Regions from separate parts of the Homo sapiens genome. Here region 1 is linked to region 2. Evidence: read pairs that join two places in POLR2A ChIA-PET (ENCODE). Cell type or tissue: CD4-positive, alpha-beta T cell. All regions are shown on one strand. Each heading gives the region's core, and the rest is flanking DNA. Links, peaks and the distances in the headings are about the cores only. Region 1 overlaps SEC63 (SEC63 protein translocation regulator). Region 2 overlaps SCML4 (Scm polycomb group protein like 4).

Region 1 (2,802 bases), core at 130-2,629, 150 kb after region 2:
GTTCAGTTTGTCCAGAAAGGAAGGGTATGGGTTTTGTATTTTGTGGGGAGGGGTGGAAGGTTTGGGGAAGGAGTGCAGAAAGCGATAATCAAAATCTCTTATGGTTACCATGTAGAATAGGTATAGTGTTCCTTCTTGTAGATACCCTGTTTTGCACTGTCACAATGGACTGGATTCAACTTAGAAAATTCTGGATATTTTTTAGTTGGTGCACGGGTAAGTAAATTATCTTCAGTTGCAACATAAAACTATCTTTGACAATAAAACTATCTTTGACAATAAAACATTTCCAAGGAGTTTAAATGTATATTATTCTCAAGGAAACTGCCTAAGTGGTCCTAGTTTTCACAAAATAGACCTCATTCCCTTTGAAAATCAGTGTTCTATAATATCTCTTTGTAAATACAGGTCCTATATGTATTGAATTCCAGCTGTTGAGAGACAGTTTTCCATGAGTCTCTCATGTCTCTGCACACCTGTGATCAAAGGCACACAGGCTTTTGTTCTAGACTATCTTTTCAAGGGTGTCTGTATGGCAAACAGCCTTGGAAGGCAGTGTCTCCCTCCCAGAAAGAGGGTGAGTTTGTTTGCTGTCCAGGATAAGATCAAGACAGGGTTGCTTGCAGGCTTGACAGGGTTAGGTCTCCCAAGCTTGGAGTTCCTCAGCTGTGATATGAACAGCATCTGCCTGGCCACTCCACATCGCCTCCGTGGGAACTTGGAAGACAACAGGAACAGATGGGGAACATGAAGCTCATGCCACCTGCTGTGCCTGTGTCTTTGGAGTCTTCTGTGTTTTGTCGGCATCCATGACACTGGCAGGTTAACTTGTTAGCTTGCATGTAAAAACTCTGGACTCTTAATAGTTGACACCTATCAGGCAAACAGGTTAGATTTTGTAGAGTTAAGGAATTACCATGTCCTATTTGATTGTCCACCTCTCTCAAGCAAACAAATGCAATTTGGAATTCCAGCACAATGAATACATATGGATTGTCTTTTGGAGTTGGTTGCAAAGGGACTTAATGTTTCTAGACAGTAAATTTAATGGGTTAAAGGACACACAGCCAGGTGCGGTGGTTCATGCCTATAGTGCCAATACTTTGGGTGGCCAAGGGTTGAAGTTAGGAGTTCGAGGCCAGCCTGGGCAACATAGCAAGACCCCTGTCTCTAAATAAATAAATACAATGAGCCAGGTTAGTGCCCGTGGTCCCAGCTACTTCGGAGGGGGCTGACATAGGAGAATCACTTGATCCCAGGAGTTGAGGCTGCAGTGAGCTATGATTGCACCACTGTACTCCAGCCTGAGCGATAGAGCACGACCCTGCCTCTAAAAAAATAATAAATAAATAACAAAGGACACATGTAAAGAAGAAAAAGGTTAGGGGGAAACATAAAAGATCAAAAGAGAGGGAGGAAATCCCAGAAGGTGCAGATACAAATAAATTACAAAGCATTTCTTTAATCGTGGCTTTTAGTCTGAAACGAAACACACCATTCTTTGTTAAAGAAAATTACAGCCCTATCGCCCTCTACTGGAACGAGGCTGGAAAATACAGAGAAATAGCTTGAAGTTAACTCTTAATGGAATCTGTTCACACTGAAGTCCATTGCTGCTATTATCCAGATGTTAAAGTGTAAACCTCAGGTGTTTCGGGTAAGGTATGAGGGCTACAGCTCCCTTTGTGTACCCAGGCTGATAGGTTAACGCTAAACAACCTCGTGCTGAACAGAGTGGCCAGTCCTTCCCACACTCACCTTCCATTTGCAGCAGTCACTGATTGCCAGGACCAGCAACAGGCTGTGATTTGCTCAAAGTCCCAGCAAGTCGTCCCCAGCACTGCTGCTCCATACCTGCACCACCTGCACTCCACAGACAACCGTTGTGCAGAACCCTCCCCTTGCCTATCAATCCCACCTCCAGACCTACTCAGCTCTATCTCATAAAAGTCTCACTTTGCTCTTGGCAGCTACAGTAGGGCTGCACACAGTGAATGCCAACCCACCAACTCCAGAGTATATCACTCTGTGATCTCAGGTGGTGAGTGTCAAATGTCACCCTATCAATACCACAAAGCAGTGGTGCCCAAATGTTTTGATCATGGACCCAAATCAGAAAAAAAAAAATTAATGCACCAATAAATGTTTATTTATAAATAATAGAAGTGTACAATTGTACAATATATTATGTACATTATAAAACACACAAAAATAGAAATTTAAAAGGATGAGATTAAATACAAATAATCATCTTAATACTTCCTCAATGGATTGATCATCTCCACGCCCCTGGGATGTATACACCCCCACCTGAAACAATAGCCCTAAAGTATGTCAATGATTGTTATTTGGGTTTTCAGCTCAGGTTACAGAAATATGTACAAGATCGCATCTTTTTAAGTTTTGCAAAATAGCCCTAGCATCAAGTTTAAATGGATGAGAATGCTTGGTGCTAACTTCTTGAGACATATTTGGACTAATCACTACACAGCTGGCAAAATGTTATGGTTCACCAACAGTTATTTCACTTTAAGGCAGTCTAAATAGAGGATTTCATGGAGTTAAATCAGACCGTTTGTGGGAAAATTGTTTCTTAAAAAAAAAAAAACATTTTAAAGGAAAGGATGATGATTTGTTGTTTTTGTTTTTTTTCCAAAAAAACCCAACAGGCTGGGCGCAGTGGCTCATGCCTGTAATGCCAGCACTTTGGGAGGCTGAGGAGGGCTGATCACTTGAGGCCAGGAGTTCGAGACCAGGCTGGACAACGTGGCAAAATCCCATCTCTACTAAAAATTAAAAAAT
Region 2 (2,802 bases), core at 2-2,501:
GAGACGTGCATGCTGCTCCATTAGCACTGAGGAGAATACAGCATCACATTTCTGCGTCTGTCCTAAACACATAATGGTTTGGCTGAGAATTGGATTGACTTTGAGATCTTCCCTGCCTCTTCCTTGTGGGACCTGGAAGGGTCCCATAAGGTGGTTTGGCACGGGGCATTTTTCTGGGAATCTGTTAATGCACCCTGGAGCCATCTGAATGCCGATCCACACTTATTAAAGATGATTTCACTCCATTTAAAGACATCTGCACTCAACATGGGGACGAGGAATCACGGAAATCACATTGCCTTTGGATCCTGCCCCATCAGAACATTGGCGTTAATCAGGGTGAAAATAGATGCTCTGATTACAAAGGCTGGAAGTCTTTAGTGCCAAGAATAATTTTAGAGTGATCAGAGCAGAGGTCAAATCTAATTTCCTGCATTTGACAGGAAGGGGGGAAAACCCAGACCAATTAACAGCATCATTCACAGGAACCTAGAGTCCTTTGAGCTAGGTCAGGGAAACACTTTCCCTTCAACTACAGTGTTGAAGGGCTGAGCCAGGTGGCTGGTTTGTCTTTAAGGAGGAGGCTCTCAGGACGATTGCTGTGGAGGGAAAGAGATAACTGAGATGGCAAAGTGGGCTCTGTTCCTGGTACCTAGGGCTTGCTGTGGGCACTTTTCACTTTTCCAGGATGGAGCAGAGGCAGCAGGGGCCTGGCTCGGGCGTGTTTCTTAGGGGGCCTTTTAGTCATACAAGACAGAGGGCAGCAGGCAGCCTAAGTCACACCTCGGGAGCTGCTCCTGATCCAAAGCACATAGATTCGCTTTAGAAAGGAAGAAAAATGGAGCTTTCCAGTGGCAGGTTTGCAGAGCCTCACAGTGGTCTGTGCTCACAAAAATAATAAATACACTAGCCACTCCCTCTCCAGCTGCAGCGAAGGTGTCAGGAAGACAGATGGGTGGAGCCTGGTGCAGCTGCAGCAGGCAGATGTGATAGATCAACAGTAAGACATGATGGATGTGGAAAAGTCTTGCTCCTAAGCAGACAGAGCATGCCAAGAAGCACTGGCCAGACACCTTTGTGAGCAGGCAGAGTTCTCCAATGAGGACATCGTGCTTGGTCTTGTCATTCCCTGCCAGAGGCATGTGAAAAGTGAAACCTAGTTATGAATGGATTAAATATGCTTGTTTCTAAAGCTGAACTCACATTTACCAGAGCTAGGATGACTATGAGTCAGTGTTTCAAAGCAATCCTGATTCTCACAGCACAGGTACTTGCACACTCTCTGTGAATCTCCCTCTGCCTTACACATGCCCATGAGCACATCCATACGTACATAATTTCCTTTCACTCATTCATAATTCAGGAGAAACTCTTTAGCTAACAACAGAGTCATGTGGAGGAGCGGAATTAGCAGTGAGCTGGGAGTCAGAAACCCCTGCCACCCACCAGCCATGTGATCGACTCTCTGCTTCTCTGTTGTAAAATAAAAGGGCTTGATCTCTAAGCCCCTGCCAGCCCCTTATGACACTGTGTAACCCCTCCCACCTCAGGCTGTTCCCACTAAGGGAGTCACTTCCTCCCACAGCTGAAGGCTGCATCAGTGTGTCCACATGCAAAACACACCGAGTGCAGCCACAGCCAGGCTTCCCGTCCCTCCTGGGCTCTGATCATTCTCTACGGACCTCATTGTCTTCATCTATAAATTGTGAATATTATTTGCTGCTTCTTAAGAATATTTTAAGAATCAAGAGAATGTGTCTCAGGGCTGGAGCCTGACCATAAGAATCTTAAAGACAGGAAGGTCATTGTCTCCGACAGGGACCCCTGTGTCCTCAGGCTGCCTGTGAGCTGCCCAGGCCCTCTTGGTTTCTGGCACCTGGAACTGGGTTGGGAGGACCGGGGCTGGCAAGGGGAAGGGGAGGGAGATCTGTTCTCAGCATCTCCAAGTGACCTGCTCCCACTAGATGCATCCTTTCTAGATACAATGCCATATCAAATGTGTGACATGCCCAGATTAGCCCACGATTATGGCAAAATCACATGGCTTGAAACAGTGCTGTTTTTCATTATTTCTATCTGTTGCCCAGGCTGGAGTGCAGTGGGGTGATCTCGGCTCACTGCAACCTCCGCCTCCCAGGTTCAAGTGATTCTCCTGCCTCAGCCTCCCGAGTAGCTGGGATTATAGGCAAGCATCACTCACTCTATCCAGAGTTTTCAAGATGCCATGTGGTGAGAGAGATGAGAGGGAAGAGAGCCCACTCAATCCTTAGAGTTTAATCAGATTTTTCTTTTCAATTATTTGAGACCAGCTGGCCTGCCTGTGTGAGGAGAGAGCATGTCTCTAGAAACAAGGAGAGACCATGGGCTTGAAGTCAAGCTGAGCTGAGCGAGATTCCTTCTTGGCCACCAGAAGACACTGTGACCTCCTAGCAAGCACTGTTACCTCTGCTGGGAAGCCTCCAGCCATCCCTCCTCCCTACTGACCCTCCCTGGTTGTCTTTCCTCCTGCTTATTCCAGCCAGCTCCACTGCCCCTTCTCTGGGAAGCCTTTCCAGACTCCGAAGGGTAGGCTCAGCCACTCCCTCCCCATCTGATTCTCCCACAGCATCCACACTTCTCCCTGACAGCAATCATCACAATTGTAATGAAATTAGTGTAATAATTTGTTGACATTTGTCTCCCTGGAGTTGCAAACCCTCAGAGAACAGGGCCGGTGTCCATCTTGTTCACAGCTCTGTCCTCAGATGTGAGAAGAGCCCCTGGCACACTGTGCCCAGGAAGTCTCTGCTGGCTAGGACCAAC

What was found. ChIA-PET counts read pairs that join two places held together with the same protein. Peaks named below come from ENCODE experiments on the same cell type or tissue, not always from the same donor. Only the 100,000 strongest peaks of a DNase experiment are listed, where the experiment ranks them.
Region 1: POLR2A ChIA-PET joins it to region 2 with 6 read pairs; 3 of 35 experiments call an interaction of 5 or more read pairs at or near these places.

What each region holds. Positions count from the first base shown.
Region 1 is chr6:107,865,629-107,868,430 of GRCh38, forward strand. It overlaps SEC63 (SEC63 protein translocation regulator), which reads right to left. Exons shown (of 21, transcript NM_007214.5): 21 at 2,128-2,802. Among named protein-coding and RNA genes, the nearest start is that of SCML4, 43 kb to the left of the region's middle. In CD4-positive, alpha-beta T cell, for the core only: a CTCF peak has its summit at 1,544 (motif pointing left); a DNase peak (open chromatin) is centred at 1,523.
Region 2 is chr6:107,711,870-107,714,671 of GRCh38, forward strand. The region is part of intron 6 of SCML4 (Scm polycomb group protein like 4); the gene reads right to left. Among named protein-coding and RNA genes, the nearest start is that of SCML4, 110 kb to the right of the region's middle. RefSeq lists a silencer at 1,531-1,640. In CD4-positive, alpha-beta T cell, for the core only: no CTCF peak of the experiment used is centred there; DNase peaks (open chromatin) are centred at 972, 1,239 and 1,552; H3K4me3 peaks cover 304 bases.